3 separate regions of the Mus musculus genome follow, and regions 1 and 2 are each linked to region 3. Evidence: chromatin loops called from intact Hi-C (ENCODE). Cell type or tissue: heart. All regions are shown on one strand.

Region 1 (8,000 bases), 420 kb after region 3:
AATTTCTAGCCCAGACCACTTCTCTAATTTTTAAAACCAAATTCAATCTATCACCCACCCAGACAATTCATCACCTGCTCAAAGCCACCACAGATGCGGTCCATCTCAAAATCAGCACAAGCATTTACTCACTAACCTAATACCTGGACACTACCCTCCACATCCAATCCACTATGAAGTACCACGATTTTGCTTTCTAAAAGTTAATGTTATTTTGGGATGGGTGGTGTATGCCAAGTTATTCTAATCTCAGAGCAAGGCTATTTTGTTTTGGCCTCAAAGCAGGCTAGGTTTCAAAGCAAAGGCCCTGCCTCCTTCAGAAAGATCTAGCTTAACAGGCCCTGGCTGCAGCCTGTCTCAGAACATACTGAAATCACTGTCTCCACTCTTTAATGAGCGCACTAGACCATCAGAAATTTGACCCCCTGTGACTCATACCTTCAACTGCACAGTCATAAGAAAACAAAAAGAGAAAGAAAAGAAATGCACAAGGAGTCGCACCAGACAAGACCTAAGCAACCAGAGAGCAGCACCATGACACTTGAACAGTGCCAGAAAAGCTCCCCACTAAAGAACCTAAACTTTCTATTTCTGCCCTTTTGGCTTGTGAATTCATTCACAGCACCATGTCACCAGCCCATCAACCCTGTTTCTGGCATGACAAACATCTCGAAACAACCTATTTCTCCTATTCCCATCAATTTCCCCATTCTATGTAAACCAAGCTGGCCTGGAACTCCAGACCCACCTGCCTTTGCCTATGAATCGGAGGTTCCCAACCTATGGGCCTCTACCCCTTGGGGGTTGCATATCCTGCATTTACTTTAGGATTTATGACAGTAGCAAAATTACAGCTATGAAGTGATTTTATGGTTCAGGGTCACCACAACATGAGATAGAAAAGAGTCGCATTAGGAAGGTTGGGAACCATTGCTCTAAATGCTGGAATTAAAAAGTATACGACACCACACCCTGCTCACTTCCTTGTTCTAAAACCCTTTTTGCCTGACAGCATTGCCCGGGTCCTCTAATTACTGTCCTTCACTTAGTCAGGCTGCTCGAATCCCCCTTGCTAGCACAGCTAGCTACACTATTAATTTTCTTGCTGGAATACAAATCTGATCACAAACTTCTTTATTGACTTCCCAAAACTCCAGAGATAAAGCCTCAAAATGCCTGGCATAACACATAAAGCCTTATAGTCCAGACTCAACTCGATGGCCTTCTTTTTCTTGAAAATGTCATGCTTTAAATGATGTGGTCCAGCAGTAAGTACAATGTTTGCCTAGCTTGCTTAAAGGCCCGGGTTCAATCCTAACCCTATAAAATAAAAAATAAAAAACAAATGTAAAATGTGAAAAAGTCACACTCTTGCTAACCAACAGTGCCTTGTTTTATCTATGCTTTGTTTAACCCCTTGTTTACTAGCCTTGCAGTCTTCAAGGTAACTCCCCAACCTCACTGACAAGTCCAGGTTACCTATTTCATGCATTCATTTTTTTTATGCATGCATTTTTGTATATAGCAGTTTTACTTATGAGATCATGTGAATTTTATCTGCCTCCCTCTTTAGAATGGGAACACTAGGAAGGCAGCAGTTTAGTTCACCATGATTTCCTTAGTATCAAGTACAAGGTAAACACTTAAAGTATAAGCTGAATGAATTTAATACCACCTAGCAAGCAAACATCATGTATTGCTTTTTGACAATCACAGTCCATACTATCACTGTGATAATGAAATTGTTCTGCAATTGCTTTGTCCAACGTGACAGCCACTAAGCAGGTCTATTAAGCACTTGAGAAGTGTACAGGATCACTGAATTCCTAATTTTATTCATTCCCCTTCCCCAATACTAGGGCTTGAAAACTCAAGTCCTTGCACACACTAGGCAAGACCTCTCTACCACTTAAATACACCACCAGCCTTTCTAGTGTTACTTAAAACTAATTCGTATGTAAAGAACCACACGTGACCATACTGACCAACAACGCAGTTCCTGATAGTTAAAAAGCATTAATAGCACGGTTAGTTTCAAAATGATCTTGGTAGGACCTCTGTAAACTTGGCTCTTCCTCTATTTGGTCCTAACTTGGTGCTTTCTAATTTTCCAGACCAGAGCTGCCTCACAAGCTTTCTTTCATTCCAAGTTCCTGCCACTGGCTAGGAACCTATTAATTGCTACAAGTGCAAAGACACACAATGGGCGGGAAGACACACAAAAGCTCACGCAGAATACTTAACCAACAATAATTCCTAGTGGGGGGGGGGGGGTGAGGGGGGGATGTTTCTTGCACTTCAATAAAACTAAGGTGTTAAATGCTAAACGTCTCTCCACCAGTTAGCTATTCCCTAGACTCCCTCCCCAGCTCCCACCTCCTGCCAAAGAAGCCTTTCTAACTGCTCGCTCTGGGAGTACCGGCTCCCAGCGCCATCTGTCTTATCTGCCCTACTTTAAAAACAAAAACAAACAAACAAAACAAAACGAAAAAAAAAAAAAAACGGATCCACTGAGAGGCGCAGGAAACACGGAGCTGTCAATGTCAGGAAGAACCTAAGACTACAAAGAACCTGCCAGCCCCACAAGCAAGGTGTACAGTCCATAAGCAAGGCGACCCGCAGCGCGTAGGTCCCGATATCCTGGACCCAGTTCAGTAGCTCAAGCATCTCTACAGTCGCTTGGCCTCAGCCCCGCTCCTCCCCACAGCCCAGCTCCGGGCTACAGAGCCGCTTCTCACCTCAGTCTTGCCCAGATGCTCCACTGGGGTGTACCGGAGCCGCGGGGACAGAGGCGGAGGCGGAGGCGGAGGCGTGGGAGGGGGCAGAGAGAAAGCACTGCCAGGACGGTCGGGGTGAGCCTGCAGCCAGGCTTTAGCCAGCTCGTCCTCCTCTTCGTCCGAGCTCTCCTGCCGCTGGGACTCGTAGTTAAAATCCAAGTCGGGCCCCGCCTCTTCGAACTCTTCCAGTCTCCCACTCTCCTCAGAGGTCAGGGCCTCCTCGGTCGCCGCCGCCGAGGCGTTCTCCACCTCTTTCTTCCCCTCCTCTTCCTCGCCCTCCTCCTCCTCTTCTTCCTCCTCCTCCTCCAGCTCGTCAGGCCACGGCAGGTCCTCAGGCTCCATGTTGGCCTCGCGCTCCAGGCGCCTTTGGAAGAGGAGGAGAGGGGGAGGGGCGAGGAAGGGAGGGGAAGCGAGTTGACTGGCGGTTGCGGCTGCGCGCAGGCGCACCTGCCCTCACTGCCTCACGCGGGGCGGAGCTGAGAACCAGCCCGCGCGTTGCTAGGGACGCCCCGCGGGGAGCGCGGGAAAGCCGCAGAAGAGCGTCACTAGACCTCGCTCACAGTACCGTATGCTCACAATAAACCTAGTCCGGGCTTTGGGGACGCTAGGGGTCCTGCACAAAGTCACCCATGATTTTTTATCTCTTGCCCTAGAATAAACCAATAATAGTCACGTTCGCAAGTTACAAATTTTAAGGTTAGTGCCAGTCTACCTAGCAGTAGTGAATCTAATGGGATGAGTGAATAGTTAAGAGAGAGAGGGAGAGAGAGAGAGAGAGAGAGAGAGAGAGAGAGAGAGAGAGAGAGGGAAGAGAGGAGAGATAGTTGGGATCTGACTAAACCACAAGCAACTGTGTGAGAAGCGCCTATAAAACGAGGTTAAGAAACCAACCCCGGCCTGGAGAGATGGCTCACGGATTCAATTCCTGAGTTCAATTCCCAGCAACCACATGGTGGCTCACAACCATCTGTAATGGAGTCTGGTGCCCTCTTCTGGTGTCTCTGAAGAGAGCAATGGGAGTGTACTCATGCATAAAATAAAAGAAGGTGGTGGCGCACGCCTTTAATCCCAGCACTTGGGAGGCAGAGGCAGGCGAATTTCTGAGTTCTAAGACAGCCAGAGCTACACAAAGAAACCCTGTCTTGAAAAAAAACCCAGAAATATTAATAAATAAATAAATAATAAAATAAATAAATCTTTTTTTTAAAAAACGAAAAGAAAGAAACCACACACACACACCCTCAGGGCTGAAGAGATGGCTCCACCAGTAAGGCATCTACACCACAAACTGGAGTTTGATTCCCAGAACTCACATAAAAGTGGAAGGCAAGAACTAACTCCCCTAAATTGTCTTTACTGAGTGCACACACAATAGTATAAAGGTAGCTGGATCAGGTAGTACACGCCTTTATTCTCAGCACTTGAGACGAAAAGGCAGGTAGATCTCTGAGTTCAAAGCCAGCCTGGCCTACATAGGGAGTTTCAAGACACCCAGGGTGACATAGACAGACTGCCACAAAAAAAAAAAAAAAAAAAAAGTCTTTAAAAGAGGGCAGGCAGCATGGCTTAGCAGGTAAAAGCACATGACCCTCCATCCTGCCCAACAGGCTTCCAGTAGCAACGCTGTACCTCTTAAACCAACTGTGAAACGAATCATTTCTAATTCAAACCATCACAGAGAGACATTTGTCCATGTCTCCCCAGAAGAAGCCACAACACTGTGCCTAGTGTCTGGAACAGCCTCTGGCATTTAAGGAGCTGCTCAGCGAACACTGTCAAGAGAGAGCAACAGAGTACAGATTGAACTGACAGGCCAGGAGATAACAAATAGAATACTGGAGTCCTGGCTTCCCCTGGGATTCCTAGAGCTGTCTGCCTACTGGAGAACTCTTGACTTCCTCTCCCAGCTAGCAACTAGGGGTCCTCAGACAAGCAAAGAGTGAAGGGCACCTCCAGGTGTTTGTGTGGGAGGAGAGAGGCTCACTGTAACTTTCAGTTGACACCAGGTGGCAAACCCTCATGTAGGATGAATCATTGCCACCAATGGCTAAAGAAATCCATTAACAGCTTCAAAAAATGATTATACGTAGCATATATAGAAAAATGTATATGTATATAAGTGTGTGTATATCTGTGTGATTGGGGAAATAGATGGGCAGATAAATACATACAAAAAATATGATAAAGGACCAGAAAATTTAGGAAAACATAAAAGAAATATATAATAAACCAGTGAAGGGAAAATTAAGTATTCATTAAATTTCCATTTGCTCTCATTTCTGTCACTGTGATTAAATACCTAACAAAAAGGGTTTATTTTAGCTCACAGTCACGCGCTATTTGCAGTCCATCACAACTGGAAAACCGAGACAGCAGGTCACACCACATCCACAGCCAAGAATAGAGGAATTAACACATGTGTGCCTGCTTGCTTGTGAGAGACTGATTGTCTTAAACTGACTTGTGTTGGAAGGTCCCGCTCACTGTCTGTGCCTTTACTCCTTAGGCAGAGGGTCCAGAACTAGAAAAAGGAGAAAAACTGAACTGAGAACAATCAAGAAACATGCGTATATTCCTTTCTCTCTGCGCATGGCTGTGGGTGTGATGTGACTCACTGTGTTAAACACCAGAACTTTCCCACCCTGCTGGTCTGTGCCCTCAGACTGTGAGCCACAATAAGCCGTTCCTCCTTTAAGTTGCTCTTTGTCAGGATGTTTCATCCCAGCAACAGAAAAGTAACTGAGGCCAAGTCTCACTGAGCATGATGATCAATTCCAGATAGCCCACATTTTCAAGACCTTTTGTTTGGAACCCACTCTCAGGTATCCATATCTATTCCAGCAGGTTTGGGGTTTTTTTTGTTGTTGTTGTTTGTTTGTTTGTTTTGTTTTTGTTTTTGTTTTTTCCAGTTATAAGTACTAGAAGTGACTAATCTGGTCAGCTTGCTTGCTTGCTTGCTTGCTTGCCGTAGGATCTCACTCTGTTGCCCAGGTTGTCTTGGAACTTTGTAGCTGATTTCGAACCTGTTGGGATGATCCTTTCTTAACTTCTCTAGTACTAGAACGATAGGCATCAGCCACCATGCTTAGCTTCCTCTACTCATTTTAACTGAAAAGGAAATGCATTGGAAAGAAGCAATCTAGCTCACACACCTGGCAAAGCAGAACCTCCCAGATAAGTCACAGTCTTGAAAAATGGAACGAAGTGCTGTTTGAAGACATCAGCATAGTGCAACTAAACCACGTTGTATGAAACAGGATGAAATCACAAGAAGCATGAAGCTGCATGACTCAAAACAGACAATTACATAGCCACAATTTATAATCATAATGTAAGGAGCAACACAATAACCCAACACTCCTCACTTTTGCAACTGGACACAAACCTTAGCATATCGCTTTCACCCTTTTCATATCTACTTCATGTCTCAGCCTATATCACAGGGTCTTTGATCCATTAGGTGACTCCAAACTATTTCTGAGAGAATCTTACCTACATAAGGTGACTGTCATCTTCCATTACATGATATTGCTAGACAGGTCATTCTAACAGAACGCCCCCAGAAAATCACCTGTGTTCCAGATATATTCCTTGTAAAACACTTTTTTCAGATTCATTTATTAATGTGTAGGAATGTTTCTCTGCATCTATGTATGTGCACCACGTGTGTGCCTGGTACCTGAGGAGGCTAAAGGAGGCTATGGAATCCCTTAGAACTGGAGTTACAGGTAGTATGAGCCACCATCTGGGGCCCAGGACCACTGCAAAAACAAGTACTCTTAACCCATAAGCAATCTCTCTCCAGATATAGTCTCTCCTTACTCCACATTGTCATACTCTCTCTAGTTCCCTTGGTAATCCGAATCCATTTGCTTGACCAATTAGAAAGCCCCTTTCTGACTTATTAAGCCAAGTGCATGAAAAGTAAACCATCAAGCATCAACTTCCCGTTCATATGAGCTCTTGTTACATCCTTGTTGAAAACTAATTCTATCAATCCAGAGTCCCAGAGACAGAAATGTGACAAAATTCAAAGTTTTACATTGAAAATTCACAACTGCTTTTACTCATTTGGTTCCCAGGTCTATGAATTCTGACTGTGGAAGAAATTTCACTATTCCTGAGATGGTAACATTTCAGAAGTGAGAAGGTACCCACTTCCCTTCCCCTGACTTCCCTGGTTATCTCACATTTGGCTTAATAACAGTCTGAACAGCCTGAAAGTTGACACCGGAAGCTCACGGTGAGGAAGGTCATAAAAAGACCTGCAATTTTTTTTTTTTTCGAGACAAGGTTTCTCTGTGTAGCCCTGACTGTCCTGGAACTCACTCTGTAGACCAGGCTGGCCTCGAACTCAGAAATCCGCCTGCCTCTGCCTCCCAAGTGCTGGAATTAAAGCCGTGTGCCACCACCGCCCGAAAAGACCTGCAATTTCTATAAGTTTCTTCTTTCTTAGACAAAGTGAGAGAAGGTGTTATACAGAGATATACATGTGAAAGATAATAAGGAATTTGGATAAAAATTACATGGTTATGGAAGCTGAAAAGACCCACAACAGGCTGGAGACTCAGGGATCTTGGTCCAAGGAATCTTACATATAACTTTAAATCTGAGGCATAAGGACTCAAGAATCTGATGCAATCCCAAAACTGAGATTCAAGAGCAAGACGTAAAGAATCTGGACTTCACAAACTGCGTGGTGGTGGTGGCACATGCCTTTAATCCCAGCATGCAGGAGGCAATAGATCTCTGAGTTCAAGGCCAGCCTGGTCTATAGAGTGAATTCCAGGATCACCATCACTACATAGAAAAAACCCTGTCTCGAAAAACAAACAACAAAAACAAACAAAGAATCTGGGCTTCACAAAAGACAGAGTTCTACCCAGGGCCCCAGCTGATTGGATGATGCCAGCCTACACAGAGAAAAGATCTATCTCACACTGTTCACAAACCCACATGGTATTGTCTAGAAAGACTCCCTTAAACTCAGGTGGCGCATGACTTTAATCCAACACTTTGAAGCAGAGGTAGGCAGATCTCTAAGAGTTCAAAGCCAGTCTGTTTTCTACATAGGAAGTTCTAAGCCAACCAGGTCTACATAGACTGTCTCAGAAAACAAACAAAAACTCCCTTTAGTTTATAACTGTAGTAGCAAAGGGAATTACTACAGTACTTCCATTAAGCTCTTTCTGCCACAATAGACAATTTTAAGGTCAGGGAGCA
Region 2 (8,000 bases), 170 kb after region 3:
TTTGATATTTGCCAAGTGCACATATAACAGAAGGTAGCCATATATTTTCTATGTCTGGTGCTGACTATAATAATTAAGTATATAGCAAAAAATGCCTGCTAGCCAGAAATGCCACTGTTAATTAAGCTCTCAAATCTTAAGACCTTGAGTTGAGTTAGGATTAAAGAGAGTTGAATGTTAAAAAAAAAAAAAAGTTAATACTACGTTTGAAATCAGGAGAAATGACACTGTATTACAGCTAATCTAATAATAGAGGATCAGCCTGAAACGCTCCAAAAACCTAACAGCATTTCTTTTTTTTTTTTTTTAACTAGAAAAATAAGGATTATTTGTCAATGCTACTTTTGACAAGTAAACAATGATAACGTGCAGTGAAAAGGAAAAACAAACCAAAATCTGCGAGGCTCACAGATTTGTCTTTAGGGCACTATTTGAAAAACTCCCAGGTTTCATAGCAGAGGTGCCTGTGTTGTTGTGTTTGTGAGCCAAGAGGTCATTAAAATGTGCATCACACCACAGATGCCTTTCAGTGGAAGCTGATGTCCTAATCTTGGCCTCTGCTTGGAATGAATTATGCTATTCACAATTGTTTCATCAAAGGCTTCCTCTTGGCCTGCCAGCAGCCTAGCAAAGTAACCTACCCCGTCTTAAAGGGAAGGAACAGTCAAGCTGAACCAGAGAGATGGGGAGAGGGAGTCAGAGCCCACAGCGTCCTGAGAAGCCTTTTGTGGTCATTTTTAAAAGCTCACAATATTGGTTCTCCAAGAGAGTATGAAGATAGAACTTTAATATAAAGTGTTTCTAAATCTTTTTTGTTTGTTTTTTGTTTTTTGTTTGTTTTGTTTTCAAGATGAGGTTTCTCTGTGTAGCTCTGGATGTCCTAGAACTCACTCTGTAGACCAGGCTGGCTTTGAACTCAGAGATTCACTTGCCTCTGCCTCCCAAGTGCCAGGACTAAAGGCGTTCAGCACCACACCTGGCCAAGTAGGCTGAGTCTTTCTTCCTTCCTTCCTTCCTTTCTTTCTTTCTTTCTTCCTTCCTTCCTTCCTTCCTTCCTTCCTTTCTTTCTTTCTTTCTTTCTTTCAAAGATTTATTTATTTATTTAATTATTTATTTATTTAATTCCATGTATATGAGTACACTGTAGCTGTACAGATGGTTGTGAGCCCTCACGTGGTTGCTGGGAACTAAACACTCACTGTAGCTGTCTTCAGATGCACCAGAAGGTGGCATCAGATCCCACTATGGGCAGTTGTGAGCCATCATGTGGTTGCTGGGATTTGAACTCAGGACCTTCAGAAGAGCAGTCAGTGCTCTTACCCGCTGAGCCATCTCCCCAGCCCAGGCTGAGTATTTCTAAATATTAAGGTAAAGACAACACTTAAAGTGTTCTTCAGAGACCAAATCTCATTATACTGGAAACATGTTAATAAAATCCACCTTTCCTTTCTGCTTTAAACATTTTAATTTAAAATTTTTACCTGTATAAGTATTTTGCCTGAACACACACACACACACACACACACACACACACACACACACACACACACACCAGGCAGGCCTAGTGTCCCTAGAGGTCTTTGCTAGTCATCTTTGGGCTTTGCTGATGCTGGTCTTCAATGACAAGGCTGTGTGGTATTGGTTCACATTGCCTGTCTTTGCTGATCATCATTTGTGGTGACTTTGTAGAGAGAAACGCCATCAAAGAATTTCTGGTCTTCCAGTGGCTTCTTGCTAATTCCAAAGACTTGGGCTGATTGACAGGGCCTCGAGCTTTCCTCTAGAGAGAACTGCCTTTGCTGATTCATGAATGGTGTTTGCAAGTGGATCAAGCTACCGATGCGGATTCATATGAACTGAACTGCTGATATTCTGACAACGCAGTTTGGATTTGCTACAAAGAACTCTTTCTAAACAGGTCCGCATTCACCTTTGCCCTATTAACCTTTCCTTTCCACTGCCTCTGGCGAGTGGTGGGCGAGAAGGGAGGATAAAGCATTGAAGAGCACTTATTAAAGTAGGTTTTGAAAAATATAAGCCCACACCTTACTTTTATTTTAAACAGTCTTTACCGGGACTTTGCTCAAATGGAGACGCTCAAATTCAGGTTAAAAGATTTAACAAAAGAGATGTGAATACTTCTTAATTAGAAAGACAAACCATTAACTTTGCCATTTCATAGTCCTAATGGATGTGAAAGGGACAGAAAAGGAAAAGGACATCAGAGAATTCAAACAGAGAGAGTTTGTAGGACAAAGAGTAAGTGAGAGACAAACACCACTTAATTGCCATTTGGCAGCAGGCAAATGTCACTTAGCACAAAGCTAACTCAGTGCTTTGTGTGAAGCTTGACAAACCTGCTAGATTAATTTAACCTTTCATTTTAAAACTGTGGTCTTTTTATTTTTAATTATAATGTTCTTTATTCTTGAGAATTTCAAACATGTATACAATGAAAAATGATCCTCTGCACCCTATTTCCTTCCTCAGAATCTACACACAGCCCCTCAATGTGTCCTCCCTCGAACATCATCTTTTACAAAACTCATACCAGGAGTGATGGAGGAGCAGGAAAATAAAGCTGAATGCAGAAAGTGATGGAGACAGAGAGCCACAACAGGAACACATTTAAATATCAAGGCCACTGTGTTTCCCATTGTCCTCAGAAACTTAAACAAGTAAACTACTGGGGTGGTTTCTATGTGGATGGAAGCCTCACACACATGCTCCCACCAGTGCAAAAGAAGAAAGAAGGGAGAAAGTTTTTTCCACATCTGGCACAAGACAAAAATCCACCACCTCCATAGTCAAGGTGAAATGCACATTTGCCTGGCTTTTGTTTCGCACTATTAACGACAGAAAATTCCATGGCTGCACAAAACAAAATGGCCAATTTAACATTTTTCAAGTGAATGTGGCAAGCATGTAACGCACCTAATCACATGGGTAGATGAACATATGTATGCAGATGCTTAAGCATGTGTGTGTCTCTCTCTCTCTCTCTCTCTCTCTCTCTCTCTCTCTCTCTGTGTGTGTGTGTGTGTGTGTGTGTGTGTGTGTGTGTGTGTGTGTGTGTGTGTGCGCGCGCGCGCGCGCCTATGGGGAGGCTTGAATTTAACATGTGCCTCCCTTAATCTCTTTCACTTTATTTGTCGAGGCGGTCAGGCACACTCCGCCCCCTGCTGCTAGCTACATTTTCACTTGGGGCTTCCTTACAGGGGCATTTGGAAGGATTAGCACAAGCTCCTGCCAGTAGCGCCCTTAGCAATTGCTTTTGCAATAGTCTCCAATCCCCACATTCCCTTGAAAGCTGGTCTTTGCCTTCATCATCTGTCTCACACTTTCCTAAAAACCTTTCTACAAGTTCACTGACAAGCTCACTCACGGTTCTAAGCCACCTCCTGCTGTTTTCAAAACTTTTCCCCACTTGTGATGACACACACCACCTACCTGTTGCTTCTCTGAAGGAAGTTTTGATGGTGGAAGTCTCTACTAGCCTGCTGGACTCCTAGCTTGATCTTTCCTTTTAACTCTACTATTTTAGTCTTAACGATTATTCCTCATCTGGAAATAAAGGCAGCATTAAAGATATCATCCGAGGAAACTTCAAAAGGAAACAAGTCTTCCCATGCTGGTATCCCAAAGCAAGAGCGTCGGGAAGGGCAGGTTGTCTTCCTAGGAAAGAGCGCCCCCACGAGTTCAGTGCTTCTTACTACAACCGACTGCTCCCTCCCTCAGCCAGAAAGGAAGTTCTGGAGACCCACAGGAGGCTCCTTGGAACCCCAACAATGGCGTCGTCCCTGCATCTAAACTTTAGAATCTGAGGGTGGCAACACCAGCTTCACAAGAACAAAGTGGTCTTCCCTTCACCCTCAGTGGAGTTCTCTGGGAAGCTCCCAGGGGCCAGGGAGCGAGCTCTACAGTACCTAAGAAGGGGGATAATGTGAAGACTGTCTCACCACGAGAACTCTGACGCAAGAACTCTTCAAGGGCAGAGGAAGATTGCCAACTCTTGAGCCAAGATACATACTGTGTCCAACTTGCATCGTGGCAGTCATTGAGATTGAGGCCTGTGTTCCTGAAAGCCTCGTCTCTGACACCAGCTGCCAAAGTGCCTGAGACCCGTTCAACCCAGAAGTGGATACAAGGCATCTTCAATCCCCAAGGCAAGTAACATGATTTGAGTTTTTCTGGAAACCTGAGGTCGTTTTCCAGGATGTTGTATGAGTGGAGCATCTCCAAAGAGGTCTGGGATCCAATTATAGTCTAGTATGGCTAGCTCAGCTCTTCCTGAAGGGTGGAGAGATGCTGCGCAGGTGCCTGTACCCATGCCTGGATGGGCAGACTGGGTTGTTGGGTCACACGGTGAGTTAGGAGTAGCAGGAGGTTCAGTGGTGCCTCAGGCTGCTGAAGTCCTCGTAGCAAGTAGGAACTGTGCCAGAAGAGCCAAGACAAAACCTTAGATCGAGTGCAGACTGTGCCCTGGTGCCCAGGGTTTACAGAGACAGACCAGGAAGCTGCTGCTGTAGGAATACCGGGTGGCATCTGTACTGGGAATGGCTAGCATTTGAGAAATGTCAGCAACCAAAACATTGCCAGTGGGCCAAATGCTGCAAAGTCTCATAGTGCAAAAGCTTAATTTTATGTTGTAGAGATTTCAGCAAGAAGCAAGAAAAACATTTAGAAGGATTAAAAGTCACAAAAAGAGAAAAGAAAGGAAAAGAAAAGAGAAAAAAAGAAGAAGAAAAATGGAAGAGACCAAACCTGTGTATACAGTGCATTTAGGGATTCAGTGGGAGGTGCCACTTTGTACCCCCGCCCCCCCCAACTACACAAATAGGGTAGGGGACTGAAAGCTAAAGACAGTCATTAGAGGCAGGGCTAGGATATGAACCCTAATGGGTTCTATTGTAAGTCTGCATTGCCTCCAATTTAAAGCTCCACGCTCAGCGTCTCTCTTGACTCTGTGGAGCCTCAGGCATGGACAATTTAGGTCCTACCCTCAGCTTATAAACCAGGAAGTCCAAATAGAATTTCTTAGAAGGGCATGTGCTCAGAATAGAAGTCTCCTTCGCTGCTCGGTTGACATTCAGCCTTATCTGTTCAAAAAAAAAAAAAAAAAAAAAAAAAAAAAAGGAAAAGAAAAAAAAAGAAGAAAGTAAAAGAAAAGAAAAAAGAAAAGACCCATTTGGGGTCAAAACCAGAAAAATATCAAATAGGCCTAACCCTTTTAGTATCACAGATAAATCTTAAGGATTTTTTATATAGAAAAGTGAACCTCAAAAATTGGCTTTGTAACTTCACTAGAGATGTGGAATCTGCCTGGAGTTAGGGGGCATGACAACCTGAAACTATGAACTGTGAGTTCAGAAATCAGCAGAGTGGAGGGTGGGGCTGCGCTCAGCATCAAGAAAGCACAGGACCTTTGCACTCTCTCTGCTATGCTTAGAAACCCCACACTCCCCCAAGGGAGCTTATCCCCACACTAATTAACAACTCCAGGCCATTAGAAACTCAGGCCAGAAGGAATTTATCACCTCCCCGGAGGCAGGGAAGCCTGGTTGGCCAGCTTCTTCCAGATGGATTCTGTCCAATCTGGAAGGAGTTTGCCTGGAAGCTTCTGCTCTGGAAAGTGAGGCTGAGGGCCAGACTGCAAGGGCTGAGGACAGACAGGCCCTAAAGCCCATCCTCAGCCCACATCTCTGTGAAAATCCTCCATTCCACTGAACACACACAAGGACACAGATGTGTTGGTAAATTGCAGAGATGCTGTGTGGGTTATCTTCATCTGCCCAGGCTCACTTCAGTCAGACCCTCCCCTGATGCATAAGTCACCAAAGGAGGCTGCTTGGTCACAGAGGAGAGATCTGGAGGGTGTGTGCCCCAAAACTAGCAATACTCACTGAAGACTAAACTAGAACTGCATCTTGCTAAAAGGTCACCACAATCTTGTACTGGTCTGCCACTGTGGGAACAGTGCTGCTCTGTCTGCTAACCTGTCTGATAACCTCTCCATTTCTGTCTTTGTTGCCAAGAGAGGTTATGTAAGGATGTTACATAAGTCTTCTCCTTTATTTGGGCCAGCCACTGGAAAGCAGGCCCTGTGTGGGCAACATATACAGCATTGCAATGCCCTGAGATTCCCCACTGAACTAGATTGTATTTGGAGAATCAGCCTCTGCCTGTCATTCTATCTCTGTGAATTGGGGGGGGGGGCTCCTAGTTTAGTACCCACACAGCTTCTTATTGTGGACACTGCTGTCAGTTTGAACTTGGAACAGGGTGGTCACATGGTAAGAGTGAGGAAGGGGCCTGAGGAAGGGATGCTAGGGCTCTTGCATGGGATGTTTAGTGCACAAGGAGGGATAGAGGTCTCTGTTGCCTCTAGCTCCGTGCCCTCAGAACATCATGACCTCCCAGAAGGTAACTGTGGAGGTCAAGATAAAAGTGGACTCCTATTAATTGTCCATCCCATAATCGTCTGAACAGGATAAGTATGGAATGGGGGTAGGACCCCCAATACCAAAACTCTAGAGCCTTAATATCCTTGTAAACCTACTTTCTAAAAATACATTATTTTTATGCATATGAGTGCTTTACCAGTTTGTATGTCTGCGCACCACGTGCATGAAGTGCCCATGAAGGCCAGAAGAGCCAACACTCTTAATTACTGGGCCACCTTTCCAGCACTCCACCCCAAACCTACTTTTATGTGGCTTATGTCTCCACTGTAGGAAGTCTCGGGACTTCTGGACACCCTGATGGTAACCAGAGCCCATGCCCTCACTCCTGCATACATAGAAGTCCTACATCCCTATCTGAGTGCTTCTATTCTTGGCTGCATGATATTCTTCTCTTCTTTTGGGGTGCCAGGGTTCCTCATCTTGCCTTACATCTGCATCTCTATGTAGGTTTTCTTGGGTTCCCAGTGGTCCTTTACTTCTGTTGGGGTGCTTATGTTATTGAATTAATGGTGGCTTACATTCTGCCTTAGGTACAAACAACATTGAATTATGATGGTAGGTCTCTTGGGAGCCTGGTGCTCCCACCCTTTCTCCCTGAGGACCTCCATCCATCCGGGAGCATGTACACTCTTGCTACCAGAATCCTCTCTACCAGGTCACTAGGAATGCTGTTGTCAGGGGCCATCAGTATCTGTAGAGTATCAGCTACCTGGGATCACAGTGGCTTGAATCTCCAGCAACCTGGGGTCTTTGGGACTGAACCTCTTCAAGATGACAAAGAACTGACCCTTAACAGCAAAGGCACACTTCCTATTCTCAGGAAATACAAGTGAACTTTAGACTAATCAGCTAAATATCACTGACACTGGGATGCTGGGGCAGAGGGAACTAGGAAGCTTCGGGTGTCTCGGGACGGCATTTGGTTGCAGGAAGCTCATCCTGTGCTTAGAATGGCAGGAAAGTCCACAGTCCAACTCACCTTCAAGTCTTCCCAAGGTTTAGAGTTCTGGGCTTTGAGAAGCCCCAAGGGAGCACTGTGCACATAAAGACACAGAGGGCAGGGAAAGCCCAGAAGCTCCTGCGCTGCTGCTTGACTGGGTTTCAGTCTTGTTTTGTTTCCCCTAATGAATTTTAATGCCCTTTAAGGCAAAGCGCTCGTGAATCCTGGGCAAGAGATGGTATAACATGAAGAAGCCATGAAGAGGGATGGCAGCCTTCCACAGGAGTAAGATCTATCATGGAGCTTGCTTCTCCATGTTAGTCTTGTGGGGATCACAAAGCGAACAGACAAAAGCTCTCTCCTCTGTCACATACACACACAAACACACTCATCAAATATGACGACTTGCACTAGAATGGTCCCCAGTTGGTGGAACTTTTTTTTTTTTTTTTTACATTCACATCAAATATCTGAAATCATTAACCCAGTCCACATTTTAAACTGGGCTGTGTGCAGACAGGAGTGGGGATGGTGTGCAGTGCTCCACCACTGAGCAACCCTTAGAGCTCACAGAGGTACCCTTTGTCCAGGTCTGG
Region 3 (8,000 bases):
TTTCTAGCCATTGAGAGACCTTGTCTCAGAAATTGGAAGGTGCCTGAAAAATATCATCCAAGTTTGTCTTCTGACCTCCACAGCTATGTGCTAGGCACACATGCACCCGAGCCCACAACAGTGCACACCTCCAAACAGTAATGGGCACAACTGCTGGGGCACACGGAGGAGTGAGGCGAGAAGCAGCTGGGAAGTAGACTCTGCAGCCCTCAGCCTCATGCTGCAGAGTGAATCCACAAGCATCCCTCTGGGGCGTGGACCCTCCTACCTCCCAACTGCAGCCCAGCCTCCTCACCCCTCTCTCTGGCACTAGTGCCCTTTGAGCTGTGGTAAGAGGCTCCCAGGGCAGCAGTGGAGCCCTTGACAACTATTCTGTGCAAGTCTAATGACCTGGGATCAGTTCTTGAGCCCATATTAAGCTGGATGAAGAGAGCCAACTCCAAACATGCCCTCTGACCTGAAAACAGGCTCCTGTTAGTCTGCATGCACATGAGCACATGTACGTGACCCATAGACATCTACACGTAAAGGCACACATGAACGTGAACACACACAGGCACACATTCATGAATGCTCATACCTACAAGTACATGCTCACACTCATAAAGATCCTTACCTGCATACACACTTATATAGTCACACCCAAATGCAGAAAGCTCCTGTAAGTGCGAAGGTGTGTATACACACTCATTTAAACAGGCATTTCTGTAATAGTATGACCAGTTCCTCCAGTGTATACCCTTTTGCTGGAGAAACTACCCCTTGTCCCCAGGAGACCAGGTCTGGGTGTCACTTCATGATGACTGTGGGATCTATGGTTTCTTCTTTGTCTTGGATTCCCATCACAATGTGTGTGATCCCAAAACCTGTCCACTTATGGTCTCACTTTCAGAAATCTCTGGATGAGAATGCTGGGGAACCCAGAATACCAACAGCACAAACCATGTGGTGTTCGGTGTTACAGCCGGCTCTTGCTACCAAGCGATCCGTGTCACAGACATGCAGGGCAGACACTCGAGAGTGGGTACTCATTTCCCCCAGTTGGCTAGAGAACCTCTGCTTCCTCAGATGGCTGCAGTCAGTCTGTGAAGAACTTTATCCCTCTGCTTCCTCTAAATCCTCTAAATCAACCATTGAAGAAGTAGCCAGAGAGACCAGAGCCCTGGCCATGTGTTGTGAGCAATAAGGAGTCCTTTATGGCTACCTGCACCTTCTACCCAGTGTCCTATGGCTTCTGGCAGCTACAGTGATAATTTGTAGCTCCATGCTACTTTAGAATATGAGCACCCTATATCTCTAGCTTTGATCTAAACAGAACATCAATATCACTGCTGTTCAAAGCTCAGTGAAGCTGAAGCAGGAGAATCATCAAATATCTGAGACCAGCCTGCCTTATATAGAAATCTTACCCACCCCCAAAACAGCCATGACTAAGTGTCTGCTCAGAAATGCCAACACACAACCAGGCTGTGGTGGCTCGTGCCTTTAATCCCAGCACTTGGGAGGCAGAGGCAGGCAGATTTCTGAGTTTGAGGCCAGCCTGGTCTACAGAGTGAGTTCAAGGTCAGCCTGGTCTACACAGAGAAACCCTGTCTCAAAAAAAAAAAAAAAAGAGAAAGAGAGAGAGAGAGAGAGAGAGAGAGAGAGAGAGAGAGAGAGAGATGCCAACACACTGCAGGCCTCAGGGAGTACGAGTGCCACTTACTAAGCTAACAGGCAAATGCGCCTGAGAGGTTCTTTGCGCTTGTTGATGGAGAAGCACCAGCGCCTCAGAAGGTGTCTCCCCTCCTCCCTAGAATTGGCTTTGTTTGAAACAGGGTCTCACTATGTAATTCAAGCAGGCTAAAAGTAATGATAGCATTAATGCCTCTCTTCCCCGCTATCAGGATGTGAGGCAGCATACCCAGCAAGTGTTTGGGTTTTCATCTTCGGGATGAGTTACCTAATTGCCTTGGGCCTCAATGAAAAGTGTGCACATAGACAAAGTTCATCCCAAAACTAAGAAGCAAGGCCTATGGCTGTGCCCCAGGACAATAAACAATAGCAAGAACAGAAGTGGCTTCCTGTGTGCCACTTCCTTCCTCAGGCCCTCCGCCTGCTACCCCAGGGTCTGCAGGGCCCACAGAATTAGTGCCATTGTGCTTTGTCTGGTGTGAGGCTGGAACAGCTGAAGGCTGAGGGGAAATCCCATGTGCACTTGGAGAAGATTCCCACGAGTCGCACTGTCTTGCTGTGTTGGGGTAGCCAGGCACATCCAACTTCCACCAGAACTCCAGACGCTTCAGCTCTCCTTCCGGGAGTTGTTGTCAGTCCCCCAGTGCTGCCTCAAGCCTGAGCACACCTAGCAAGACCTGTGCACAGAAACATTCCCAGAGCCCTGGACTTAGGGGTTTCTATTTTTCTTGGGGTTTTTTTATTTAGAAGGCTATTTTATGTGTGTGTTTGTAGGTATGTGCATTCCTGGTGACAGCTGAGGTCCCCAGAGAGAGTTAGATCCCCGGGAACTAGGGAGCACTGAGCAGTGTGAGCCACCGTGTGGGTTCCGAGATTTGAACTCTGATCCTCACGGGTAAGCCCAATTCACGGTTGAGCACGGAGCCTTCCTTAGAGCCCACACACTGTCTTCAAAGTAAGTGGTGCTCTGGAGAGCACCGCAAACCAGAAGGGTTTCTTTTCCTCTCATCTGTTTATCTGGGAGAATGGACAGTGATGACCTTGAATGCTCATCCCAGTCCTGTACCAACAGAGCAACCTCTCCTAACACTCTGCACCTGCCAACAGCGTGGTGAGAGGCAGCAGGGGAGGGGGGGGTGTGTCTCCTGGGTCAGCTTTCATGTGAAGAGAGATCGCCTCTGTCCTCACTTAGGCCAGACCAGCCAGCAGCAGGGGAGAGCATGATAGGGAAGGACAGAATGGGAGAAGTGGAAAAAAGAGGGTTTCTGGGCAAGGGCAGGGCTGGAATGGGAGCATGCGCAGAGAGGACACTTACAGATGGACTTCCGGTACTCATGTACTGGAGCTATCCACAGGGCCAGTGGTAAGAACATGGCACACTGTAGTGATGCGTTGGTCACCAGGATGGCTCCCATGTAAGATACATTTGTTGAGTGTTGACTGTGGAGACGGGTGAGAGCTCACCTTTCTCAGGCAGGAATGACTGGGGCAACGCTTGCCAACCCTGGCTGCCCTTGAGGGTCCCATCAGGAATCATTCTCTACCCAAGGAGTTCATTGATGTCATGTTAGTCGCACAAGTCTAGACGACCTTGGAACAGCAGCTCAGTTCATAAAGCAAAGTTCAGTGTTGGCTTCAACTTCACTCGACGTCCTAGGTGTGGCCCTGGGAGAGTCAGCATGTGACCTTAGAAGGGTGGATGTCTAGGCAACTGAACCCTGACGCTGGATGCAATCTGGAACTCTGAAAAGGCATAAAGGCCCAGAGGGAAACAAACTGCCTCGTAAATATGTAAATCCATAGATTAGTGCTGCTTTCCCTGTTGGTCAAAGAGGCTTCTTTTGCATGGGGAGTGGTTAATGTATAGACTCCTTACTCTTCAAAAGGTTGAGAATGAGTATTGAGTGATAAGCCCCAAATGAGATATCTATATCAGACACACACGCACACGCATACGCACATGCACACAACTTACTGCTCAGGAGGTATAAAATGGCACAGAAACAATGTGAGAGATGGAGGCTGGGGAGGAGTGCTGTGGCAGCCTCTCTTCTAGACAGGTAAAGACCATTGCACTCATGAAACCCAGCCACTGCAGTTACTTCCACGAAAGCTCCACAAGGTGGAGCCCTTCAGCAGTCCAGCATGCAGGGAGCTATTGATTGTTTGGGAGACAGGAATCATTTTTCTTTAGGGGTGTAGAGAATGGGAAGTTGCCTAGGCTCTAATAGAATCCCACAAGCATGCACAAACAAGAAATCCCAATTAAACTCACTGGGATGTTCAAACACAGAAAATGAGGCCGGCAACGTGGCTTTATGGGACAAGACCCTTGCCACACAAGCCAGACAAGCAGAGTTTAATTCAGGGATCCCACAGGGTGGGAGAAGAGAACTGGATTCCTGCAAGTTATCTTGAACTCCACAGAGCCTCTGGCATACAGGCGCACATGCATGCGCACATGCATATACATACTCAGAGAGACAGAGTAGATAAATGTACATTTAAATAAGACTTGACAGAAGGAGAGTGTTTAGGATAGAGGTTTTGCGAAGACTTGGAGGAGCATGGGAGAGGGCATTGAGGAGTAAACATAATCAAGAATAGTTATAGACAACGTCAAGGATGAGGTTTAAACTTTGTAACAGTAGTAATTAAAAGTCTTTAATCCCAGCTCTTAGGAGGCAGGAGCAAGAGAATCTTGGTAAGTTCCAGGCTAGCCTGTGCTACCTAGCTGCTTCACACTGAGATCCAGTCACAACCAAAAACAAGAAAGACAGAAAGGGGGGAAATGAGATAGAGGAGAAATAAGTGAGCAGCTAGGACAAGGCTGCCCTCCAGCACCTCGCTAATCTTCACTGTCAATCACACCTCAGTTAACGTGTCTATGACGCCTGATCAGAGAGCAGACCCAGGAGCAGGACACACCAGTCAACTTTTATTGTAGAATTAAATAGCATTGTTAAGAAACTGCAAATCTGTTTCAAAATACACTTAGATAAGTAGAACATGAGTTTCTGTGAGCTTTATGGAGAATGACTGTGTTCTGGGTAGTGTCACTTCTCAGCAAGGCCATCATTAGCAGAAGCAGCAAAGAGACTGTGCACCCACTCACAGTTCCTAGTGAGCTTTGCATTGTAATCTGCCGCTGACAATGAATTTGTCGTGTCATCCCTTTGCAGGACACCCATTTTATTGCTGGACAGAAGCAAGCACTACCTTCTGCAGTAAGGTCATTACAGCTTCAAAGCAATTCCAGACTTCCAGGAAACATGTTCAGGCAAGCAGACCCTCCCTAGGCCAGACAGACTCATAGTGTACTGTGCTGTGATTGGTGGTCATAGTGCTCAGTCAGGATGATTGGCCATCAGGACAACATGGTTGCAGGACTGGACAATCTGAAGGGCTGACGTGGAGTACAAGGAGGGGAGGAGGGCTGCCTCATGCTCTTTCACATGAGACAACCCTGATGCAGTCCACAGAGCTACAGTCATCTCCTCTTGTTTCACATAGCTTGTGAGGTAGCCCACTTTGATCGGGAAATCCTATCATACCTGTGATACTCTGGAGCTTCAGTAGCCAGTGATCATCAAAGTGCAAAGATCCAAACAGCATCCTGGAAGATTCTCCTGGGAGCCCGGCAGAGCATCCCCATCAACAGGATCCAGTTTCCATGGTGTTGGGTACCACATAGCCTGCTGACAAGCATCTCACAAAGCAGACACCATGCTGTCTGCACCAGGAACTTCCGTTTCTACCTGAAATTGCATCTGGGCTTACAGTCAAGCAAAAAGTAACGAAGCTCACCTGAGTCAGAAACTTCACTTGGCATGTTTATCAGTTGGGTTCAAGTTCTGTGCCTCACTTTTTAAACTTTGTCTCTCACAGAAAATTGACAGTGTCCTCACAAACCTTACAACCTGTCCTCAGGCATCCTGAGGTAGGCAAGGCTGGCCAGCAGTGGGTGCACAGGGCTCTTAGGTCCATACTGGTTCCCAGCTAGAAAATCCCATCTTAACCTGTTAGCAAATATACCACCTAACAAAATCAACTTCCAGTTGCTATGAACTCCTAATATACTGTTCTACTCTGAAATAAGGTTCATTAATAGAGACATATCAGTGTCTTCCTCTAGACTCTGTGAATGGGCACATATGCCATTCACACACACCAGAGAACATACATGACACAGATGTAACATATGTGACATAGGTTGAACATATACATAGATATCTACACCATCCTACATATATACATATACAAAACTCAAATATACACAGAATCTACACACACACACACACACACACACACACACACACACACACACACACTGATGAAAGTGTGTGGGATTCAGCTAGTCACAAATCTGTGACAGTCACCATGCTGCTCAGGGAGGTGACATGGCTGCAGTCCTGCAACAAGAACAAAGGAAATATGGGTAAGGCATGGAAAACTCCTTTTTGAAAGAACACATACTTTACATAGTATACTAAAAGAGAGACTCATGTGACCCAGGCTAGACCACATAACCTAGGTAGCCCAGGAGGATCCTGAACTCATTCTCCTGCCACTGGCTACCAGTGCTGGGTTATGGGCAAGCACCAGGACAGATTTTAGGAGTGCTAGGAACTGACCCAGGGCCTTGGGCTTGAAACAGGAGCATTCTCCCAAACGAGCCACGTCCCCACACATCAGCCTCTGGCGTAAGAAACTCACTGAAGGCCGATAGCTCTCAGCCTATAGGTGAGATCAGGATGTCATCAGCAGCCATGGGAATGGATCTGGGACCCACCACTCCCACCCAATTCTCCTCATGGTCTTAGTCAGTGTCTCCCCATTATCATTGCACATACTTTCCAGAGTCACTTGTGATACAGTAACTGGTCCTGTGAAAAGGGACCAGTAACTTCACTGCAGTGTTGGAGTCATCTGGTGAAAGTGACCTTACAGTCCTTGAGGGGATGCCCACATTTGACAGGCAAAGTTGTAAGGATTTAGCCATCTGACACAGAATGGCTAGGTAGCCTTGACTGTCCTTAAACTGGTGATCCTCCTGCAGCAACTCCCAAGTGTTGGCATTACAGATGTGTTTCATCATGGCCAAGTTTGGAAAGTTCCTTACATTGGGAATATTGGCACTGGTATTCCAGGTTATGTGTGTGTATGTGTGTATGTGTGTGTCAGACTCTCTATTTCAACATCGTGGTACCTAAAACATTATTATAATCCAAACCAGAGCTAGGTGTTTTGAACAGCTTTGTTGGAAAGGTCTTCCCCACGTGCAGCTGAGACCCTTATTTGCATTTGATGCCTGAGGCTGCACAATGGGGCTGGAGAGACACAGTGTGTAACAGCATCCATTGCTCTTTAGGGGAAGCAGGCGCTGCACAGTCGCTTGACTCCAGATCCAGGGCATCTGATCATCTCTTCTAACCACAACAGGCACTGAACCCATGTGCACAAATCCACACACACATAGAAATAAGGTGAAATCATCTGATTTTAAAAGACTACACAATGAAGTTACAGAAATAAACAAAAATAATGAATTATATAAATGTTTTACAGAAGAAAGCAGAGATATTATTAGGTCTCACTTTATTGTTAGGATCAGCAATATGATGCACAGTATAAATATACACACATTTATTATGATACATATAAAATATCATTTCTTTGATGTATTATGTTCATTGGCTTGAGTATACTGAAATTGGATCTCTGGAATGAATTTATCTTCAGCATATGGAATTACTGTTTTGTCAAATCCATTTGATAGTGTTCTGTGATCAATTTTTATTTTCAGTCCATCAAAAAAGTCTGAATTTTCTTGGGTCATTTTAGGATGAGCATGTCCTCAAATTAACTTTGTGTGTTCTGGAAGACTTGATGTAAAAGATCCATTTGGGTTTTTCCATTACTGATAGACTCGAGCCATATTTGCATATTATATTGTGCCTCTTTCTTCTTGGGGCCACGTACTGTTTTCTATATTTTTCAAAGAGCTATTCCATGAATTAATGTCAATTTGGAATGTGCCTAATTTGTGTTTACAGTCTCTTCAATTTAAGCAAACTTTGTTCGGTTCACATATGCCTCTTACATTTCTAATTAGTAATATATATTGATCAGTTCTTCATTATGGTTGAGTTTTCATGATTATAAACACATGTGGATTGAAATATGACTGTCACTCAAAGTTTAACTAATAGCCACCTGCCCATTCATTCACTCATTTTTAAGAAAATAATTCTTGAGTTTTCCTTCAGCTTATGCAATGAACATTATCATGAGTGGCTGTGAGGTACTTTCAGAAATTACACACT

The links. A loop is a pair of places that touch in the nucleus more often than their neighbours do. Peaks named below come from ENCODE experiments on the same cell type or tissue, not always from the same donor. Only the 100,000 strongest peaks of a DNase experiment are listed, where the experiment ranks them.
Region 1: it touches region 3 in a loop (2.9-fold over the local background); 5 of 42 quality-filtered maps call a loop at or near these places.
Region 2: it touches region 3 in a loop (7-fold over the local background); 20 of 42 quality-filtered maps call a loop at or near these places.

The regions. Positions count from the first base shown.
Region 1 is chr6:85,582,765-85,590,764 of GRCm38, reverse strand. It overlaps Alms1 (ALMS1, centrosome and basal body associated), which reads right to left and starts at 3,234. Exons shown (of 23, transcript NM_145223.2): 1 at 2,739-3,234. The coding sequence starts at 3,119. In heart, a CTCF peak has its summit at 3,771 (motif pointing left); a DNase peak (open chromatin) is centred at 3,174; H3K4me3 peaks cover 2,314 bases; H3K27ac peaks cover 1,317 bases.
Region 2 is chr6:85,832,723-85,840,722 of GRCm38, reverse strand. It overlaps a transcript of Nat8 not described here. Among named protein-coding and RNA genes, the nearest start is that of Nat8, 4.4 kb to the right of the region's middle. In heart, a CTCF peak has its summit at 3,700; DNase peaks (open chromatin) are centred at 3,202 and 5,822; H3K4me3 peaks cover 344 bases.
Region 3 is chr6:86,005,946-86,013,945 of GRCm38, reverse strand. It overlaps Gm33319 (a long non-coding RNA gene), which reads left to right and starts at 6,037. Exons shown (of 5, transcript XR_003956459.1): 1 at 6,037-8,000. 4930553P18Rik (RIKEN cDNA 4930553P18 gene) reads right to left here. Exons shown (of 2, transcript NR_155305.1): 2 at 4,593-6,086. In heart, a CTCF peak has its summit at 3,788 (motif pointing right); no DNase peak of the experiment used is centred here; H3K27ac peaks cover 245 bases.